Regions from separate parts of the Homo sapiens genome. Here region 2 is linked to region 1. A link is a loop called in an ENCODE intact Hi-C map of the cell type or tissue named here. Cell type or tissue: lower leg skin. All regions are shown on one strand. Links, peaks and the distances in the headings refer to the core of each region. The heading gives the core; the rest is flanking DNA. Region 1 overlaps LOC105373397. Region 2 overlaps DCDC2C (doublecortin domain containing 2C).

Evidence for each region. A loop is a pair of places that touch in the nucleus more often than their neighbours do. Peaks named below come from ENCODE experiments on the same cell type or tissue, not always from the same donor. Only the 100,000 strongest peaks of a DNase experiment are listed, where the experiment ranks them.
Region 2: it touches region 1 in a loop (8-fold over the local background); 1 of 110 quality-filtered maps calls a loop at or near these places.

What each region holds. Positions count from the first base shown.
Region 1 is chr2:4,101,205-4,112,275 of GRCh38, forward strand. It overlaps LOC105373397, which reads left to right. Exons shown (of 7, transcript XM_047446544.1): 4 at 1,315-1,498; 5 at 7,111-8,136. The coding sequence ends at 8,003. Among named protein-coding and RNA genes, the nearest start is that of LINC01304, 130 kb to the left of the region's middle. In lower leg skin, for the core only: no CTCF peak of the experiment used is centred there; no DNase peak of the experiment used is centred there.
Region 2 is chr2:3,745,036-3,756,106 of GRCh38, forward strand. DCDC2C (doublecortin domain containing 2C) reads left to right here. Exons shown (of 11, transcript NM_001287444.2): 5 at 7,728-7,865; 6 at 9,557-9,599. Among named protein-coding and RNA genes, the nearest start is that of DCDC2C, 47 kb to the left of the region's middle. In lower leg skin, for the core only: no CTCF peak of the experiment used is centred there; a DNase peak (open chromatin) is centred at 6,436.

The DNA.
Region 1 (11,071 bases), core at 4,641-8,640:
CTTTTATTCCTTGATTATTTCATCCCATTTCTTCTGGCTTCCATTGTGTTAGTGAGAAGTCAGCTCTAATTGATATCCTTGTTTTCCTATATATTATAAGTATATTTTTTCTCTTGCGACTTTTTAGTTTTATTTCTCTTTGTCTTTGGTTTTCAAGAGTTTGCTGAGTGAGGTGTGGTTGTCTCTGTATTTACTATGGTTGGGCTTTGCTGAGCTTCTTAGATATCTAGGTAGATGTTTTGCAACAAATTTGGGGAATTTAAGTCACTTATCCGCATATATTTTGTCCATTCCATTTTTTTTTTCTATCACTTGGGGACTGAATTCCATGTCTGTTAGACATTGGGCCATCGTAGTTGAGTCTATGGTGTGGATGGACCTCCTCAGCACAGCGAGACGGACTCTCTGCCCTGTGTGACTGAGGGAGCCTGGGGAGCATGTGGACCCCCTGCTCTCCTTCCAAGTTTTGCAATCCTGCACTTTCTGCTGCCCAGACACTGAAAGCTGTTGCTGCTTCTATTTTGGCCAGTTGCATAATCTTACATTTCTGTTCCCCTTCCTACCTTCTTTTAAAAATTATTATTCTAGATTGGTTTCAAATTGTGCCAGATTTGTTATAGTAACACAAATACTCCAGATAATTTTGTCACATGTTCCTATAATTCAAGTAGTTACGTTACAGAGTTGTGTATGTAAAAAATGCTGCTATTGGCCATGACAGTTCTTTGTAATTATGCAGATACACTAGGTACTTAGAAAATTATGCACTTTTATGGTCCCTAGTACAGTGCTTAATATGTTTTGTTTGTTTGTTTTATTGATGGAATGATCTGCATTAGTGGGGTGTAATCAGAAACCTAAACCACCACGTAAGCTTCCCCCATGTGGAAATAAAGTGTATGTGTGTCAGTGTGTGGGAGCATGCTGTGGGTTACACACCACAGGAGTGCCCAGCCTTATTCCTGGCTTGAGAGATTCTCAGTTCTCTTTTCTTTTGGTGATCTCTCTTCATTACTTAAGAAAAACTACTAACCGTCTAATTTTGGTATGGTGAAAATCTTCTTCCTTCCATTAATTTTTAGTGGCATAAGTAAGCCAAGAATGGAATCTTCAGAATAAGTAAAGCTGCACTAAAAGCTCAGGATGAAGTACTGGTTAAACCATTGCATCGCCAGATGCTTGGGGGATCTAGTTTCTCTTTGGGGTTTATGCAGCTGTTTATGCCACAGATTGGGACCTGCATTCTCTACATGGTACTGTCTTAGGTGCCATTCTCAGAAATCTCTTCCCTTAAGTCTCAACTCATGTGGTCAGACCCAGAGGGTCACAGGACACCCCTACTGGCTTGGAGGGTCACAGGACACCCCTACTGACCCAGATTCAGAGGACATCCCTACTTCCAGACCACCTAAGTTCTGCTTTCTGATTTCTGGACATGGGGTAAGAATGACGGACCCCAAAATGATTGACGCTGGGCCTGCATTTGAGGAGGGAGCAGGTATTTATTAATTTAAATATATTAATAATTTTGATGCTCTAAACACATCTAAGCTCACTGCACATGTAGCAGCTACCTTTGGAAACTTGAAAATGTTACATAAATGCAGAGTATTCTTGCATTGCATGTTGTAAAATCATAACTGGAAGCAGGCGTTTCTTAAGAGGAAGTCTAAGAGTATAGATGTCTCTGCTCTAGTTAACCTCATATTAGTATTTTGTAGATTATACAGGAGATTCTTAATTATTTGAAGCCTTACAAAATTGTGTAGTCTTCACGATTTAAGCCAACCATTGGAAAGTTTAAACAAAACAAAACAAGCTAATCTTTCACTATTATGGTATTGTGTTGCTAGGGTTACATTAAGGTTTTATAAATATGTGTAAGAAAAAAGAATTATAGTCATTTCTCAAAATAGTCACTATTTTCATATGGAAACAAACATTTTATTATTTAAAATGCAATCCTGTTCTTCTATTAACTGTTATAAATGAATTATTCCTATTTTGGCTCTCGTTTTTTTTGTGTTGTTTTTTGATCATAGGTAGCTTTATAATATTATCATAAAACATGATTTGGTGACAATTGTGTCTGAGGAGAGACAGAGCAACATGTTCCCCAGGAATAATGATGCCGCCAATTTGGAATATTTTGTTGACTTCAGTTATTCACACCGCAGAAGTCTTCCACAATTATTTATAACTGAGATCGGACTTAGGGCTGGTGCTGCGTGGATTTTGCACCATTTGTTGTAAACGACTATTTCAGTTTGTTATTGAATGTGAATTGCCCTTGTAATTTTTGAAGTCACACAAATGTCTATTTTCTCCTTTGCTTAGGACAGGAAAATTAAGTGATAAATATTAACCACACCTTAATAAAAGGCAAAATAACTATTCATTATGTCAACTATTTTATAAATAAATAGACTATTCCATGATCAGGAATGGAAGGGGAGGCTATAATTTTCACCATACGTTACGTAGTATTTAATGGTCCACGCTTAGTGACAGCATATTTGTGCTGTACTCTGCATGATCAGTGGCTGGGGCCTTTTTATTGCCTTGTCTCGGTGAATGGAGAGGGAAACAAAGACACAAGCAGACAAACTTCTCCACCAGAGAAGCAGCTTTGTCAATTACTTCCACTTCTTGATTCGAAATAAGATGTTAAACAAGTGTTTGTTATTTACTGGATGCGTAAGCTCCAGGCAAGATGAGGGAGAATGATGAATGAAACTCGTGGTCCCTGCCTTGAGGAATGGGGCTAGAGAGATGGGGTCTGTGCGTAAGAAATGTTGGAGAACGGGCAGGTGTAGGAGGATGTGGCTCATGATTGGGCCAGAGGGGCCTAGACAGTGGGTGCTGCTGAGGAAGGTGGGGACAGAGCAGACAGAGACACAGCTTTGGAGACAGAGCACGTGGAGCTTGACTTTGATGTGAGTGGGAATGTGGTAGGGAGTTGAGGTGGATTCTCTAAAAGGAGAGTGGATTTGTGTCCTGGGGCTGCAGTAGCAAAATACCACCAGCTGGGTGCCTTCAAACAGCAAGGATGCCTGGCCTCACAGGCACAGGGGACCAGGGGTTGGCAGAGCCGCGCCGTGTGCCAGCTTCTGGTGTTGCTCTGATCCTTGCATTCCTTGGCTTGTGGACGCCTCTCTCCCATCTCGGCCTCTGTGGTCACGTGGCCATCTCCTGTGTTTTTGTGTTTTCATGCTGTCCTCTTCCTTCTTATCAGACACCAGACATCGATTAGGGCCCACCCTACTTCCAAATAAGGTCATATTCTCAAATAAGGTGCTGGGGATTAGGACTTCAAGATATGTGGTGGACACAACCCAACCTGTAACAGGGGGAAAAGTGGAGGTGCTCAATGCAAATAGAGAATCTGGGGGACCAAATGTCAGGAAGAAGGAGGAAGAAGAGGTGAGAACAGGAGCTGATGCCACACGAGGGAGTCCTCAGACACTAGGCGAGGGCGTTTCAGTTTTACCCATTAGACCCGGAACCTGACAGTGAGAATGTAAGGCCTTAAAATGTGTAGGTTCCTGCTCCTGATTCTCAGAGCGGGGTCTGTTAATGTGCTTTTTTGAAGTGGCCAGAGAAGCTCTGCCCCTTTCTGGGTGTGGACAAGGGACACGACCACATGAAGACCACAGCGGCCACAGAAGCCGTCCCTGTAGGTTTACAGCTGTTCCCCTTTCTTCTAATTTTATAAGAGCTTTATTCGTGAATCAAAACACTTCTCCAGGTAGAAGTGCGTTGGAGGCCTTAGCCATTCATTTGGAAACAGAACCCAGCTTAGCAACTGTGCTGTTTTCTGGCCGAGTGTCACCTCCAAAAGAAAAATAAGGGAGAGAAGAAACCATAAGACCAAACACCCTTCCTCCCCAGGGCCTGTCACTAGTCAGGCTCATCTGGGATAATTCTCCCAAGAAGGGCTCCAACCTCACACTGTGGCCGCTCCATCAGCGGGGCACAGTCCTGTCCTCAGCGCCACATCCTGCAGGGCGTGGTGACCCACCTTAGGGAAGATGTTGGTGATGAACATATTGGATGGAGCAGTAGGAACTTCATTTCAGCCTGGAGTGCCCTGGCACACTAGTGAGAGGCGAAAGCTGCCTTCTGTGGTCACAGTTGCCGTTTTGGTGCGACCTGACTGACTACAGAAGCTGTGCACCCAGTGGAGCTGGGCTTCCTCCCCACCATCCAATCGTATGAAAGTGTGGCTCACACAAACCCAGAGCAGGTGCTTATTCCTATTTCGGACGGGCTCACTGCAGGACTGGGGTGCCGGGGCCCCACACCAACTCTTCCAAAGGCAGTAGAGCCAGCTGTGGAGGGGGCTCCAGTGTCTGATTTAATCCTCTACGATTTAGTTTCCATTTAGCTTTGAAATACTTATTAATTGTACAGTATACACACATATAGCACCATGTTCATCTGTAAAGGGTACAGGGATAATTGGGATTATATTGTCATCATTGGGAATGGGTTGTGTTCCTGAGGGGATGGAGTGACAGGGTGAGCTCTTCAGCACACAGGCAGAAACAGTGTCAGGGTTTGTCTCCCTGGGGCATGTTTCGAGGAGTATAAAGTGCCAAGTTTATCTGTACTATTTATTCCAATTAGGACTTTGGGCCCTTTAATCCCGTTCAGAGAGGTTTAGTCACAACAGGGAGGGACTCGGCTGGCCTGTCACTGATGTCTGGCTGAGTCTATAATGCAAACAGCAATATGACCTGGCTGGTTCCTGGTGGCACTATTAGGTACAGAAAATGGCAAATGAGATCAGTCGAGGGTTGGTGAAAGTGTTAGAACCTTGATGTGGCTGAGCCCACTGTTGTCCTGTGTGTGTGTTGAGGGGTGGGGTCCTGTGACTTCTCCATTGCCAGACACCTGCCACCATGGATGGCCCTGCACACCCATCGATACTGCTCAGCCCAGAACATTTTAGGCAAGAGCCAGGACAGTGCTTTGAACTTCTTCATCTTCCTCCTCCTCAGCAGCATTTGTCTGTATTTTGTCCCTTTTTAACAGGTCCCATTGTTTGGCCAGTGGGTGCTTTGGGAGACACATCTGAAGTGCCCATTCTCAGGAAGGCCTCTGGGATGGACCCTTCGTGAATGCATTTCTTTTTACAGGAGCCATCCTTTTAGACAGGATACAGGATTTGAGCTCCTCTAGGATTAGTTTTGGATGATGGGATTATTTAGATCTCTGTGGAGATTTCTCAGTAGGTTGTGTACGTAATGCAGGCTTGACCATGGCTTCTTTGGGACATCTCCCGACCCAAGGCTGACCTTAGTCCAGGGTTAGGGCTCTATTAGTTGATTTTGGAAAGCATTCCAGGAAGCATTCTAGGGGCTGGGGAAGTAAGGCAGGGAGCAAAGTCAACAAGAGGCACTTTATGGAGCAGGTGATTGATGTAGGAGACGGGGCCTGGGTTGCCTCGTGGTCCTCTGAAAGCATACATGGGAGATGCTTAGAGCCAGGCCCTGAGGGCAAGGGCTGGGGGCTTCATCGGATGACTGTCCTCTCCTTAGTTGAGGGCTGCTTTGGGATGCAGCGCCGCACACCCTGCTGCTTCTCACCTGTCACTCAGAGTCCAGTAAGAGAAAAGCAGGGACTCATGGCACCATCGGAACTGTCTCCAGCTGACACCCAGGAACACCTGGGGAAGAAGGCAGAGCCCCCAGCCTGTCTGCTAAACAACTTCACTTCCTCAGGGAATCCTCTGGACACCATCCTCTCGTGTGCCGCCTTTGCCTTTCAGGGCTGACTTTGAGGTATCTTCTTCATGGGACTTGACATGGTTGCTGCCTTTCCTTTATCTCTCTCTCTCTCTGTGTGTGTGTGTGTGTGTGCGCGCGTGCATGTGTGTGTAGGGGATGAGTGTGCTGTGCAGAAAATTAAATGTTGTCCGCTCTGAAGCCCACACCCTGGAGAGAACAGCACTCACATTTATCACCTTCCCGCTATGGACCAGGCGCTCGGTACTTTACTGACATGGTTAAGTACCAATCCTCACAATCACCTTATAAAGCAGATGTATGAGCCCACTGGGACTCAGAAAACTTAAGTGCCTTCCCCAAGGGTGCAAAGTGGGAAAGTGGTAGAGTCGGAGTTAGAACCCAGCTCCGTGTCACGCTGGGCCCATGCTCTTTCCGGCCTCCAAGGTTGCCAGCCCCTGGGGAGATGTGGGACTGGATTGCGGAAAAGGAAAGAGCTCTCAGCTCATTCTGACAGTAGCCAACAAAATCAACTTGATTTAAAATCTGTCCCTGGTTTCCACATTTTGTGGTAAATTGGATATCAAATGTACACATTATTGAATTTCATGTTCTGAATGTTTAATTCTTCTCCAAGTGTCACATAATTAGCCATTTGTTATATAATTGTTTTCATTACTTACATAAATTGTTTTCATTAGTGGCTCTAAATGGGTGAGTGACATTAATATGTAATAAATACAAATCATGCTGCAGCAAGGGAAGTCAGTAAGAAAAGAGGCAGCCCGGGGCTCGGGGTTAGGCTCCTAATATCATTCCCAGTCACTCCCCAGGGCACACAACTGGGGAATGCCCGGGAGGGGCATAGGGCCCCTCCTATTCCTTGCAAGAGGGGAGAAGATTTCCTACTGTAAGACATTCATCATCTCTGTCCCCAATAACTGCAGAGGTACTAATAGTTACCATTTTACACATCTTCAAGAAGTAAGGAACTTTATATACATTCTCCCATTTTCATTTAATCTATTTGATTCAACCATGAAGTGAACTGAGTCAGTCACCTGGTAATGTAAGGAACCCAGGTAGTACCTGGCAGAGCCTAGAATCAAATCCAGATCTGTCTGATTCCAAAGCCAATACCCAGTGCTCTCAGTGTTTATGTGGGAAACCAAGAGAATGGGTTTATTACTGAGATTTTCATCCTGAGCAGCTCTGAGATTTAGAAGATGATACCTGTAACTGCAGAGCCCCCTACTCTGATACTTAGATGACCTCTCTGATGATTTGTGCCACTACCTCCCATGATCTAACAATACAAGGAAGGGAAATGTTTGAAAACCTCCACTGTATTAAGAGTATTTATTATTCAAACTCTTCCAAGGACCCAAGGATGTCCTGTGGGCCCTGGGGACCAGGGAAGAAGAATGTTGTCCCTTCCAGGTCGCCTGCAGTCCTTGCAGCTTCCTCTGTGGGAACACAATTGAAAAGGCAGGGAAACCCTTGCTTCATCAGGGCAGTGTTTGGGTCCAGAGTGAAGCCACCCTCTTCCAGCTCTCAAGGCTCCATCGGGGACCCTCTTCCGGCTCTCAAGGCTGCATCGGGGACCCTCTTCCGGCTCTCAAGGCTGCATCGGGGACCCTCTTCCGGCTCTCAAGGCTGCATCGGGGACCCTCTTCCGGCTCTCAAGGCTCCATCGGGGACCCTCTTCCGGCTCTCAAGGCTCCATCGGGGACCCTCTTCCGGCTCTCAAGGCTCCATCGGGGACCCTCTTCCCGCTCTCAAGGCTCCATCGGGGACCCTCTTCCGGCTCTCAAGGCTCCATCGGGGACCCTCTTCCGGCTCTCAAGGCTCCATCGGGGAAGCTCTTCCCGCTCTCAAGGCTGCATCGGGGACCCTCTTCCCGCTCTAAAAGCTCCATCGGGGACCCTATTCCTGCTCTCAAGGCTGCATCGGGGACCCTCTTCCGGCTCTCAAGGCTCCATCGGGGACCCTCTTCCCGCTCTCAAGGCTGCATCGGGGACCCTCTTCCAGCTCTCAAGGCTCCACCGGGGACCCTCTTCCGGTTCTCAAGGCTCCATCGGGGACCCTCTTCCGGCTCTCAAGGCTGCATCAGGGAGAGCAGAACACACGTCCCAGGCTTCTGCTTGTTCCCGGCACGACCCCTGCCTCCCCCTCTCCCCTGTCAAATGCCACCATTATCTATTTGAGAACCATCAGGATCACTTCTCCTGTCCCTTGTCCTGTGTTATAAGCCACCTCAGAAAGCTGTTGTAGCTTTCCAGGGCATCTCTTTCCCCGTTAACTGTAATCCCCCTTTCTGACGCAGGACGCAGGCTGGTTCCATGGGCATCCTTCAAGGGCATGTGTAATGTGCAGTTTTAACTCAGAGCCCTGCACTCAGACCAAGGTCTGTTTTAATGTGCTGAAGTTGCCATCTTGAACTTCTTAATAATCTTTAACAAGGGATTTTCGTTTGTAGCTAGTTCTTTTCCGACCTTCAACTCTGACTTCTTCTCAATTCCTAAAACTCACACTGGGTGCCCCCTGGAATGTGTCATTTGCAAACTCTCTTACCCCTTCAACTCTCCCGCTTCTTTCTGTACAGTAGCCTTGTCCTGAAGGGCTCTGCTTCCCTGCAGCCTCCCTAAGTATTGGCTGTTTTCTCCCCATGCTCTTTCGCCATTGGCCTGGATGTTAATGGGGTTCATGTCATCCTGGCTCCCCACTGTACTTGCAGACCATTCTCTGTTCTTCCTTTCTAAAACTCCTAGGTATGAATCTCACATCATCCAGCCCATGCTCACTGTCATCTATAGATGCTGGGCTTACCACCCCCACCCTCATTCCTTAGGCTCCAGTACTCTGTTACTCTCTTCAACAGTGCTTGTTTGAATTGTTGCTGATTTCAAAATCTTTCCCAGAACTTCTTGCAATTCCTGGTCTTTTACCTCCTTGACTTCTTTGCCTCCTATTCGTCCTGCAACCCATCTCAAGTGCTTGTACACAAGGTCACACCCCTGACTCTGCCATTGCCAATAACTTCAATGCCTTCATGGCATTGGTGTCTACTGTGAGGCCAGCTGATGTTTTACCAGCTCAATCCTTCTGGTAACCTAACATCAGCAGTGCTTTCACTTACGTTCCTTGAACACTGTTTCTTATGTCTTATGTTATGTCATATATTTCATTACATATATATTACATTACATTATATATATATATTTCATTACATATATATATAACATTACGTTACATTAATGATATCAAGCATGCCATTGCATTAACCATAACTCTTTGCACATAACCATTTGCAAAGTCTCCTCTTCCGTCAGCTGTTCTCTGAATGCTTCTCTGCCTCCTCCGCCTGCCCGCAGGCAGCTTCCTTTTTGATCTGCTTTCCTCCATTCTTCTCAAGAATTGGCTGTTTTCTATTCCACACTCCTCTCTCGCCTACTTGGAATAATACCTACTTCCATGTCTGCTCATACCTGCACCACACAATGGAATGTGCCTCTGGAAAAGCCAGCCACCTGCTGCCCCCTGCCTGTCAGTGGCACGGTGGCCACTGACCTGTGGTGGGGCCACTGCACTGCTTGGTTGGATATTCTGAATTTCCTTAGTACATTTGCTTTCCTTCTATGTGATTTTTAAAATATCATTCTCTCTCTCAAACTATCTTTTCAGCTGATGACCATGCTTTCTATTTTAGTGAGAAACTAGTGGAAAATAGAGAACTTTCTCAGTCTTTTACCCTAACCCTAGCACAACGTGCCTGCTGGCATTGAGCCTATGCCCCATTCCCTGCCCTCCTTCCGTGACAGGGGGTGGGCTCTGCTGGCAGTGAAGACCACCCTCCTTGTGGGGCAAGCACCCAAGCTCTACCTGCCCTTTGAAGGACATTGCTTCAGCCATCTTTTTTCTTTGCCTCCCTCCCTCCCTCCTTCCCACCTTCCCTCCTTCCCTTCTCTTCTTCCTTCATTCCTTCCTCTCCCTTCCTCCCTCCCTTTCTTCTTCTTTTTTTCCCTCTCTCTTTCTCCCTTTCTCTCCTTTCTCTTTCTTTCCTTTCTCTCTCCCTCCTTCCTCCCCCCTCCCTTCCTCCCCCCTCCCTTCCTCCCCCCTCCCTTCCTCCCCCCTCCCTTCCTCCCCCCTCCCTTCCTCCCTCCCTCCCTTCCTCCCTCCCTCCGTTTCCTTTCTCTCCCTTTCCTTCTCTCTCTCTCTCTTTCTTTTCCGTATTTCTCTTCAGCATCAATTCTTCCCTCTTTATAGGACCTTCCCTTCAGCACACAGACATATTCCTTCTCTGACTCCATTTTCCCTCCTACCACTCCCATGTGTCTGTCCTTGTCTTTGTAGCAGTGCTTGTGGGCAGTTATGCACATGTGCGTTCTGCATCCTCTCCCTGAACTCCTTCTTGGACGCCTGAGCTGTGTAAGTCTTGGTTCCTGGTGACCTTCCTGTTGCCCACTTTTTGGTCTTTTCAGGTGACCCTGGCTCCAGCTTCCTCACTTCTGTCTCAGCCTCACTCCCTGTTCCTTCTCAGACTTCTCAGCTGCTTCTCATTTCCTTGGACTCTGAATGTTGAGTGACCCAGGACTCTACCCTAGGGAATCTCTGCCTTTTGTACCTCAGTATCACAGCTTTCTATACCATTGCCCCCTGACAACTCCCAAGTGTATTTCCCCAGCCCAGATATCTTCTCTGAGATCCCAAATCACACAGAAACTGCTTGCTGATCTCTCTGCTTGGCTACCTGAGAGCATCTCAAATCAGCTCCACCTGCATCTCAGTAAATAGCTTAATTCTTCCAGCTGCTCATGACAAAAATCCTGTAGTCATCTTTTTTTTCCACCTCTTTTTCTTTTACCCCATATTCAACGTGGCAGCAAACCCTAGTGGGTCTATCTTCCACACAGACACAGACTCAGACAGCCTACTCCCCACCTTAATTGCCACCACTGAGGTCCAATTTCCTGGATGGCAGTAGTGGCCTCAAAGTTGTTTTCCTTGGATTTTCTCATTTTTTCTTTCCTTACACTTTATTTTCAACTTGGCAGGCAGGGGGATCTTTTTATTTATTTATTTATTTATTTATTTTTTTGAGATAGAGTTTCACTTTGTCTCCCAGGATGGAGTAGAGTGGTGTGATCTCAGCTCACTGCAACCTTAGCCTCCCAGTTTCAAATGATTCTCCTGCCTCGGCCTTCCAGGTAGCTGGGATTACAGGCATGCAGCACCATGACTGGCTAATTTTTTTTTTTTTTTTTTAGTAGAGATAGGTTTCACCACGTTGGCCAGGCTTGTCACAAACTCCTGACCTCAAGTGATATGCCCGCCTTATCTTC
Region 2 (11,071 bases), core at 4,784-8,783, 360 kb before region 1:
AGTGCAATGGTGCAATCTCGGCTCACTGCAACCTCCACCTCCCAGGTTCAAGTGATTTTCATGCCTCAGCCTCTGGAGTACCTAGGATTACAGACGCCCGCCACCATGCCTGGCTAATTTTTGTGCTTTTAGTAGAGATGAGTTTTTGCCATGTTGGCCAGGCTGCTCTTGAACTCCTGACCTCAGGTGATCTGCCCACCTCGGCCTCCCAAAGTTCTGAGATTATGGGCATGAGCCACTGCACCCAGCCTTGGAATAAATCTTAAGTATCACATGTAGAATGATAGTAGTGAAAGTCGGAGAGAAAATTCTTTTATGGTAGAAGTAAGGAAGGGAACAGAATATTTGAAGGGTAAAAAAGACATTAGATCAATAAACTAATTTATTTTTTTCCTGGACTTAAATTAGTTTTTTATGGTTGGGTTTAGCAAAAGTGCAGAGCTTAGAAATAAAAGAAATGCTTAGAAAGTACAAATACTGAGCTTGAAGGAGTGAAGCAATATGCACATGAACAGAATTAAAAAAAATCAATGTGTGTGTTACTTTTGAATGGGAACTACAGCTACTGTTTCTCATGCATTTGAGACATTATTTATATTTCTCTGTATTTATCGTTCCTTAGATAATGCTAATATGATTCAGCTGAGATTTCCATCACACCTTTTCCTTGTGTGGGTTAGAAACGAAGACAGTTCTTTTTTTAGGAGACTCTGTTGTCTAGGCTCAGTGCAGTGGCACAATCACAGCTCACTGAGCCTTGACCTCCTGGGCTCAGAGGATCCTCCCACCTCAGCCTCCTGAGTAGTTGGGACTACAGGTGTGAGCCACCACTCATGACTAATTTTTTTTTTTTTTTTGGTAGAGATGAGGTCTTGCCATGTTGCCCAGGCTAATTATTCTTCGTGGTATTAAAATTACTTGATTTATTGGATAGTTTGAACTTTTGGAATAATGTATCCAAATAGCTCAGAGAAATACTTAAGTGAAATTCTGTAGGTCTCTGTGCAAGACAATTGCTGATCTCGGTTGGAAAAAGGCGCTCGTAGAGGCTGTTGGCTGAGTGCCAGGGAGGCAGCCATGAGCAGAGCAGTCTCGGTCCTCAGCCCCACTGCAGCCCAGCAGAGAGGAAACACGTCATGTGAGCAGCTACGGTGAGGGCAGCATGTTCTTGAGAGGGAGCACACGGCCGGGGGAGCCCAGACTAAGAGACCTTCCAGAAGAGATGCGTGCTGTAAGAACTGAAGGACGCGGAGGAGCTGGGGCAGGAGGGCACCTTCTCACATCAGCACCCTGTGGGCCTCTTGTGCCTCACCTAGGCCAGGCCCTGGCCAGGGAAAGTGGGAGTGGATGGGGACGAGCACGACCCACTCTAAGAAAGGAATGACGTTTAGTATGGAGCGGGGGACATGGAGGATGAAAGAGGGCAAGTTGCCTGAGGTTGACAATTCTGAACATTTTTTCCATGCCGCCTGCTGGAAGGAAAAGGTGATGAGCTATGCTTGTGAATTTCTCTGAGGCTAAAGTGGAATGATCTCCACTCTCCGTTTTCAATTTCCCACTGTCCGTTGAGTATATACTCTGCACCGTACACTATTCTAGGAGCCGGGAGGTGATAAACAATCAAACAAAACATCTGGAAGAACATGTTCCTTGACACTGAGGATTGCACAGCCTTGCTGGGAGATGGATCCCCTAAGGGAAACAGATACACTGCAATCAGAGGCAGTGCTGGGGCTGAGCCAGTGAGACAGAGGAGGACCTTGAGCCCTGGGGGAGTTCTCAGAGCAGAAGGCGTTGAGAGGAGTTGAAGAAGAAGGCTTCATAGAGGTGGCGGATCTGTCCTGGGTTCTAAAGAAATGGGTAGTGGAAGTAAGGGAGGTGTTCTGGGGTGGGGGGACTGTGTGGACAATGGCCTGGCCCTGGGAGCGAGGAGGTGTGAGAGGGCCCTGAGGGAAGCAGGGCCTGGCTGTAGTGAAACTTTCTGGAAAATGCTGGGAGATAGGTGTGGATACCCAGGGCTGCAGCGGTTACAGATGGCCCTGGTGGCTACATGCAGAGTTTTACGATGTTCTAAGAGCTAATGATGAATGCCAGGGCGGGACACACATGCACGCAGCACACAGCACACACATGTGTGTTCCCGTGGCCCACACCTGTGAACTGGCCCCGGCCCCTCTGAGGCAGGAGCTTCCCGCCTCGGTTTCTGTGCAGGGCTCAGTGTCAGTCATGCTGCCCTGCATCGTGGGCACAAATGTCCCTTATCCACTAGCGGGTGTTCGGAACATCAGCATCCGTGATGTAGGCGACACTCATTCTGGAGAGACCATGGTGAACCATGAACTTGAGTTTGCCCATCTTGACTATCCTGATTAGGAAAGAGAGAAGCCCCCACCCCAAAGGCAGTGAAAGGTCTGAGGGAGGCGAAGTGGGCCATTGTCATGGAGCAGCCTGGCCACCACCGTTAGTGGCAGCTGCTTGCCCCAGTGGACGTCACTTCTGGCTCAGCACAGCGTGTCCTGTGTGTCTTGCCTGGCCCAGGGAGTAGCCCAATCGCAGCATAGGTGCAAGGTGCAGGGCACACACTGGACACGTTGGGTGTGGCCTGACCTCGCCCATCTCGCAGTAGAAGTGATATCTTTGGCTTCATAACATACAGAACCTTTCTTTATTTGTTGATCAATTCAACAAATATTTATTGAGAGCTTGAGGGGTTTCCATCTAAGCCCTGAGGGGATGGGGTGAGTATGGTCCTCACAGGGCAGACACTGTCTAGTGGAGAGACAACAGATGCATGCTCAGGAGCAGACCCCTGATAAATGCCATGCCAGGGGTGGCACAGAGGAATGAAGCAGGGCAGGGCTTGCGGTGAGTCACTGGGCTGGTCAGGGCGGGCTTCTCTGAGAAGGCGACATTTGAGAACACATCTGAATGGCACAGAGAAGTAAAACACATCATGATCTGGGTGGAGATCGTCCCCATCAGAGGGACCCTCAGGCACACAGCCTTTGTGGTGGGAAGCCACCGGTGGCAGGGAAGTGCCTGGTGAGGGAGGGCAGGAGCTGCTGAGCCCGGGAGTGAAGGCTGCTTGCAGACCTCGCTGAGAGGTTTGGGTAGTGAGTGTGGTGGGAATCCATTGGCGGATTCTGAGCATGGAGTGTCACCACCTGACTCCGGGGTGGGATAGGAGACTTGTTTGGAGGCTCCTACAGGTGATCTGGGGGAGACCACAGTGGCTGGGGCAAAGGCAGGCAGGTTTTGGCTGCATTACTGTATGCAGTGGGACTTGCTGATCAACCTCATGTAGGAATGAGTGAGCGAGAGATGGGGGTGGGGGTGGGGAGTGTGTGGTGGGGGAGGTGATGCGGGAGGGGAGAGGAGGGAGAAAGAGAGGAAGACTCCCAGCCTTCTGATCAGAGCAGCTGGGTGACTGTCGGTACCATTCCTGACAAGGGGGAAGTGGGAGGAGGAACAGGTTTTGGGGGAGTTAAGAATTAATTTTTGGACGCGTCCAGTTGGTGAGGCATGTTGGACATCAGAGTGGGATGCGCCAGGCTGGATATGTGAGTGTGAAGTCAAGGAAGAGATCAGGCTGGAGAAACAGACACACAATCTGAGTGTTGTGGATGGTATTGACGGTTGAGGTGCTGGGTGGGATGGAGTTGGTGTTGGAGGAGGCACCTGAAGACTGAGTTCTGGGCTCAGCTTCCTGATAAATAGCCCATCAACCTTGGACTATGGTTATTTGTGGACTTGTCATCTCTCCTCTAGTATATTTTAAGCTCCTTAAAGTTTGGGACCCTGTCTGATAAATCTCTGCTTTTTAGTCCCTTAATGGGGGGAAACTGGCTGAACTAACAGCTGAGACCCATGAGCTTGGAGTCCAGGGTTCAGGGTACCCAGTGAGACCCTGCATCCAGAGATTTTGAAGCCTTAGCTGAAAATCACATCTATCTTTTAATCACCACATGGTCTTGAAAAGGAAGCTCATTAAACATAAATATTTTAAAATTCTTGTAAGATAGACTGTACCTTTATTTTGGGAAAACAGCCAAATTGGCTGTTTTATTGGTAAAGGATTTAGTTTAATTTAGAGATATTTACATTTTCTACTATATCCCCAATCTTTAAGGTTCATTAAAAATCATTTAATAATTGACATTTTGGTAATGTTTTCCAATTTAAAAAACAATTTTGCAAATGGCCGTTGCATTTAGTGCTCACATTTTCTGATATAGGTAATAATAGAAATACCTAGTGTTTAGCATGTTATGATGCAAAGCACTTTGATTTATGTGCATGATCTCATTTGATATCCATATTCTGGCTATTCATTTCCATGAGACTCACACTTCAGTAAAAGCCGCCGTTCTCCGTATGTGATGTCCCGGCTCACATTTCTATGTCTGTGTGAGTGTAATCTGAACATCACATACAGGCTCACATCTTCACGTGGATGCATGCATCACGTTCTGTCTGGAACTTCCTTCCTGTCTTATCCCACTGAGGAATTTCTACTTCCCTTCACCCTGTGAGTAGACTTTGTACCTCTCTTAGAAGAAAATGAGGCCGAGATGAGTTTAGGGAAGAGTCCGAGGGGAATGTGCCTGAACCGTTTGTTCCTCCAGCGTGTGGGCGGCCAAGGTGTCCTGTTGGCCCCATAGGGTTTAAACCACAGTTTGGTGGCCATGGCTCTGTCTCCACTCAGCGGGCATCTCCCAAGTCCTGCGCTGAGCTATCCACAGTCCTGTTCTTTGGTATCTATAGTTCCATCCCTGAATGAAAAGCACACAACTTCCTAGAAGCAAACAAATGAACACAAAAACAGCCAGTTTCATTCCTGCAAGACCCCTGCTGCTGGAAGGAAAACCCGAAATGCCTTTGGTTTATGCAGAGACATTCCAGTTGAGTTTTTTCGGGTGCATTTTTTACAGTTACCCAGCTGCTGACAGCTCATTTTCCCCTCTACCCCCCTCCACCCCAAGCCATCAGCCCCACTCCTTGCCTTCCTCTGCCTGTTCCCGGCTCCATCATTCTGCTCGGCACCCAGAATCCCCGGATCCACGCTGGACACTGCACACACCTTCTCCCTCATCTGCCAGTCAGCAAGCCTTGGAGATTCTGAGCTGATTGATTTCCATGTCTTCCCCCTCCCCAGCCAAGAACATAAGCACGATTTTCTGTCCCTTGGTCTCCCCTCAACAGCCCCTATCGCATGGCTATGATCAAGAATTGAATTTTGGGTTATGATGAATATGTTTTCTTTGATCTTAGCTTTTTTAAAAAAGACAACACAAATTGGTCCTTGTATTTGGTCACCTTTACTTCACGTCATTCTCATAGCAACTCCTGGATTCGCTGTTCCTTTTATTTAACCACGTCCTCTAAAAATTTTCTTGGCGTGGGTGTCTGTGTGGCGAATCTCCTGAGGCCTTGTAAGCCTGAGGACATTCTAATCTTGTCCTTTCTGTTTACGTGAGGGTCTGGCTGGCTTTAATGTTCTTTCCTTCTAGATTTTGAAAATATCACCGTCTTTCCTGTCTGTGTTGCTGCTGAAAGGCCCCGGTTGGTCCTGTCCTGCCGGGCGGTATGGCCAGGTCTTTCTCCCCAGTGCCTTTAGGATGCTGTCTGTGACCTTGGGTGTCGCACTCAGATGTCTGCCGGCGAGTTTTCCTGCAGTTTCTGTTCTTTGGCATCCATGGACTCTTTTACCTGTGGCTTGTCCTCTTTCCTCAATTCCAGGAAATTAATTTTCATGATTTCTGTACATATTTCCTCCTTCCACTCTTACTGTAACTTCCTTTTGAAATTCTTTTCACCGGTGTCGGCACATCTGCTCACCCTCATCTCTCAGCTCTTCTTCTGCAGATCCTGTTTCTTTCTTCCTCCCTGCTTTCCTCTAAGGGCATTCCTCAGTTTTACCTCCAAACAGCAGCTTGCACCTGCTCCATGTCCATTCTACGACTCACCCCTATTGTGATCTTTCTTTCCACGACTTGTGTTTCACATCAGTATTTCTACTTGCTTCTGTTTTATGGTTTCATATTCTTGTTTCATACCGGCAATATCTGCCATCTCTTTGATGGCATTTTTCATATTTGTATGTGAATTCTTGGTCTGTCTGTTCCCACCCTTCAAAGCCTTGCTGTTTGGCCCCCGGGAGCAGTTGCTTTGGGGGTGCCCTCTCCTTAGGACCATCGTCAGTCCCCCACTTCCCTAGTGAGGCTTCTGCATGTTCCTGATTTACTCCTGGGGATTCTGGCACTGGCTGTCCAAGTCCACCAAAGGGGACTGACTGTCCCCAGGCCCCAGCGGGAGGAGAACAGAATTCCAAGCATTGGGTTTCCCATGGAAGCCTCTGCTCCAGGTGGGCCCACCAGCTCCCCAGGTGCAGCTCCGCCATGCCTCTCCCAGGTTCCTGTCTTGACGCCTCCAGGGTCGGTCTCAGGCAGCAGCTCTCGGGATGGGACCCAGGAGAAGCAGCAGCTTGTCAGCCAGGAGCTTGTTAGAAATGCCACACACAGGCCTTATCCAGGCCTCCTGAGCTGGGAGCTCTGCAGTGGGGCCCAGAACTCTGAAGCTGACCCTCTGGGCAGCTCTGACGCCCAGCTCTGCGGAGGGATAGGTTCTATAGATTCCTCCTTTCCATGCCCCCTGCATTTCTTCTCTTCTTCTGCTCCTGCACTTCCTGCCCTAATTCATTCCTTCCTCTCAGGCTCTTGCAGAAGCTCTGAGCCTCCTCCCACAGGGGCAATTCTTCCTCAGTCACATCCTGGCCACAGCTGCCCGCTCACTAGTGCTAAAACATAGCCCTTATCCTCTCTTCCTTGGAAATCTTCATTCTGATGAAATTAATGATAAATGCTCCTCCCCGGAATTCAAGGCCCTTTGGAAACTGCCCCTGTCCTGCACAGTCACAGCTGTGCCTGCACCTCACCCTCAGTGACTGTCAGTTCCCCTCCTCGCCCTGGCTTCTGGCCTTTTTACAGCACCGTACATGATGAAATCCCACCTACCCTGCCGACCCTGTTGCAAGTTCCTCCAGCTCTGTGAAGCCTGCAGCTGGGTTCAGCCTTTCTCCTCTTGGGACCCCAGCCCTTTGCACTTCTCTTGTCATATTTAGCTTTGTAGGCTTTTGTGTGCTTCCTGACTTTGGGGAGGCAGAGACTTTCTTTTGCTTATTTTTATCTAATGCATTGCCTACCTCATTGTCTTATGCATATAGAGGCTCAGCATTGAGTTAATTGTATCATTTCTTAAATAAACTAGTGAAGGAGTACCTGCTGAAAAGGATTACTGAGTAAAAAGTAGACTAATATTAGTCTTTTGGTGCTTATAAAAATGCATATTATTTGCTAATAAATCCTGGTTTGTTTTCCAAGTATTGTTATAACAATGTGGGCCAATTTGTATTAATTTTAGCTGTTATTAGTTAAAATTAATTGAACACTAACCAAGAGTGTAACATGGTTCTCAAGAGCCTATGAGCACTTGTATATAATTAAAAATACACTTTAATTAAAAAATCTAAAAGTGGAAAGCAAGTCTAATCCTGGAAGAGCAGTTCCCGTCGGGTTTAATTGGCCCGTTTGGATAACACGTGCTTACGATGAGCACTGTTTCTCCAGCGGTCCATGCACTAGTCATGTCATAGTGTATGCACAAATACCCCAAGCCCTATGCTACTGGTCCTCAAGTCTCTATCTCATTTCTTCTTTCTGTTTTTACAGATTATTTACAATGAATGGGCATCTTTTGGGCGACTCAAAGGATTTGCAAGACAATCACTTTTATGTTGCTGTGGGACTGGAGACCTTCAAATATTTTCCTTACTGGAAGTCTCCAAGGGTGCCCAGTGAGGTCCAACAGTGAGCATGCTTCGTACCTTTCTTTCCTGAGTTTTGGAAAAAAATTAGCCTTTTCCCCAGTATCTCTCCCAAATAGGTCCAGTTCAGCTATTGGTTATTTTTCAGTAGTGAAATGTAATATTCTTATTTAATGTATGATACAATTTTAGATTTTAAAAATGAGGCGTGGGGGAACTGCTCTTGTATGATGTATTCACAAGGACAGCAAGATCTACACAGAGTCCACTGCTTTTCTCTGGGATACCAGGAGTCTTAGAGATCAGGAGTTGAAATGTGCAACAGCTTCAGAGCTGATTCTAGGCACAGTTATGCCTGCCTGTGATGCACCCAGCATGATGCTTTGTTTTCTTAATTTGGCATGCTTCCCCATATCTAAAATACAGAATTTGTGCTGGGTGTCAGTCTCTCCTGGTGAAAAAAGCCATGATTTTTGTAGTAATCTGGGCATGGCTATGCGGGTGCCACACTGTGTGTGTGTTTATGGACATGAAGCAGTGACCAGGAGGGAGGTGAAGGGTGCTGAGATGGGTGGTTCCGAAGCCCATCTGTGGGATTCTTCATCCTCAATTGTTTAGCCCTGACGGGTGTGTTTGAAATGCATTTCGTGTAGGACATGACTTGAGGGCTTACTAGGAACTTTCCTGGAGCTAGTTCTTTGTCAAGTTTTCAATGATCATTATCTCGAGCAAAGAAAAAGAGCTGCCATTTTTCATCTTATGGTGGAGCAGGACAGATGGTTTGAACACCATGCAGGTGGCCAGCCTTCCTCTATCCTTTAGGTTTTGTGGTACCAGATGTGACAGTAAGGCAGCACATCAGCACGAGTGCTTGAACCTCCACTGAGGGCGCAGCGTCCGGGATGGCCTCCTCCTATTCTGGTTCACGTGCTGCTAGGGTTTGTACCTCAAGGCAGAGAAAGGCTCCCTTTGTCCTGTCTGCCAAGGACGACCCCACAGCAGTTTGATATCCAGGCAGATGGTTAGGTTAGAGTCCCACCTGTATGCCTGGCACACATGGATATTTCTTGATTTTATTGACTTAATTCGTGCTAATAGTCCTAATAGCACAGTGAGGAGGAACACTGTGGGGCTGTGGAGTTGAGTCGTTCTTTCTATCTGCCCCCTACGTGTTTCCCACCTCTCAGTGTGTTTTGCTTTTTGCCATTATCTGTTCATTGGGAAGCCCTGACCAGGTCTGACTGGCTTAAATATCTTTTCCCCTTGCCGAAGTTGTTGAGTTTAGGGTCAACAGGAGGCCACATGCAATCACTCAGAGACTGAAGTTCATGCAGCTTACACAGAATAGACCAAGGAGGTGCTCTGAATTTGCAGAGAATCCTGGGATAGAAGCATTTCCAAATTTGAGAGGCAGCTATTGGAGAAAGCCTCACTAAAGAGGAATTAGAAATGGGATGCCTGCACTTGCAAAGGCAGCAGGTAGACAGGGGCTGTTTACTGTGGTAGAAGGAGGATGGGCTATCTGATCTGCAGGAAGGAAATTGAACAGATTCCTGGGGCGTTTTCTGCTCCCAAAGCTGGGAAATCATTGTTGCCATGAGCCGTGTCCTCTGTGGACAGCTTGCTCCTCCTCGTGGTCACTTCCCTCCTAAAGACAAGGCTGCAGTCTGCATTTTATAGAGATAACTTAGGGCCGGGCTTTACATTTCAAGTTGAACATCTTTTGTCTTGCAGAAGGTATGCGAATGTTGAAAAAAACTCACAGAGAAAGAAAAAAGTAAGTAACTTTTTAAAACAAGTAAGTAACTTGTTTCTGATTCTGGCGTCTTCTGGCATTAACAAGGGCACAGCGCAGGGTGACGGCCCGAGCTGTAAACAGAGCATCAGTGCCAGGGCCTGGGCCAGCATCAGTGCCAGGCTTATAAGGAAAAATCAGATGCACTTCTGAGAATGGTGTGAGTAGGAGAGGAAGTTTATGTTTGGAACACAGAGTCCAGAGCTAAGAGACACACATAGGTATTTATAATGCAACCCAGTAGGTGTGAAGACAAAAATATATTTGGACTTTTACGGGACAGGGAGGAGAGTAACTGACTCAAGCTTGGCATGAGTGGCAGTGGGCTCTGGCGGGGGGTGGGAGGAGGACATTCCAGGCAGATGTGACAGTAAGGCAGCAGTGGGAGAAGCAGCTCACTGCATGCACATGTGCGTGTGTGTGAATACATATGTGTGTGTATGTACTGGTGCATGTGTGTGTATAAATACATGTGTGTGGAGGCATGTGTGTGTATGTATGGATGCATGTGTATGTATGGATGCATGTGTGTGTATGGATGCATATGTGTGCATGGGTGCATATGATGTGTGCATGATGTGTATATGATGTGCATATGATGGGTACACGTGTGTACATGGATGCATGTGTATGTGGATGCATGTGTGTGCATATGAATACATGTTTGCATACGTGCACATGCATGTATAGATGCATATGTGTGTATGCATGTGTGTATGGGTGCATGTGTATGTATGAATGCACATATGTATGTATTTAAATACATGTGTGTATGGAGGCATGCATGTGTATGTATGAATGCATGTGTGTGTATGGAGACATGTGTGCATGTGTACACAGGAGTACACGTGTGTATGAATGCACATGCATGTGCGTATGTATGAATGTGTAGGGATGTATGTGTGTGCATATGACTATGTGTGTGTACATATGGATGTATATGTGTGTATGCATGTGTGTATGGATGCATATGTGTGTGCCTATGACTACATATGTGTGTGTACATATGGATGCATATGTGTGTGGATGTGTGTATGGATGCATATATGTTGTATGGATATGTTGCCTGCATATGTTGTATGGATGTGTGTATGGATGCATATGTGTTGGTGTATAAATACATATGTATGTTTGGAGGTGTGTATATGGATACATATGTGTGCATGTGTGCATGAGTACATATGTGTATGTATGGATGCATATGCATATGGATGCATATGTGTGCATGTGTGCATATGAATACATGTGTATGTATGTATTCACATGCATATGTGTGTATGGATGGATACACGTGTATAGAGGCATATGTTTTTGTGGATGCATACATGGGTATTCATATGGAAACATTTGTGTGTGTAGATGCACGTGTGTGTATGGATGCATGTGTGTGTGGATGCCTGTGTACCTATGTGTATGGATGCATATGTGTGTGTGTGTGTGTGTGCTGATCACAC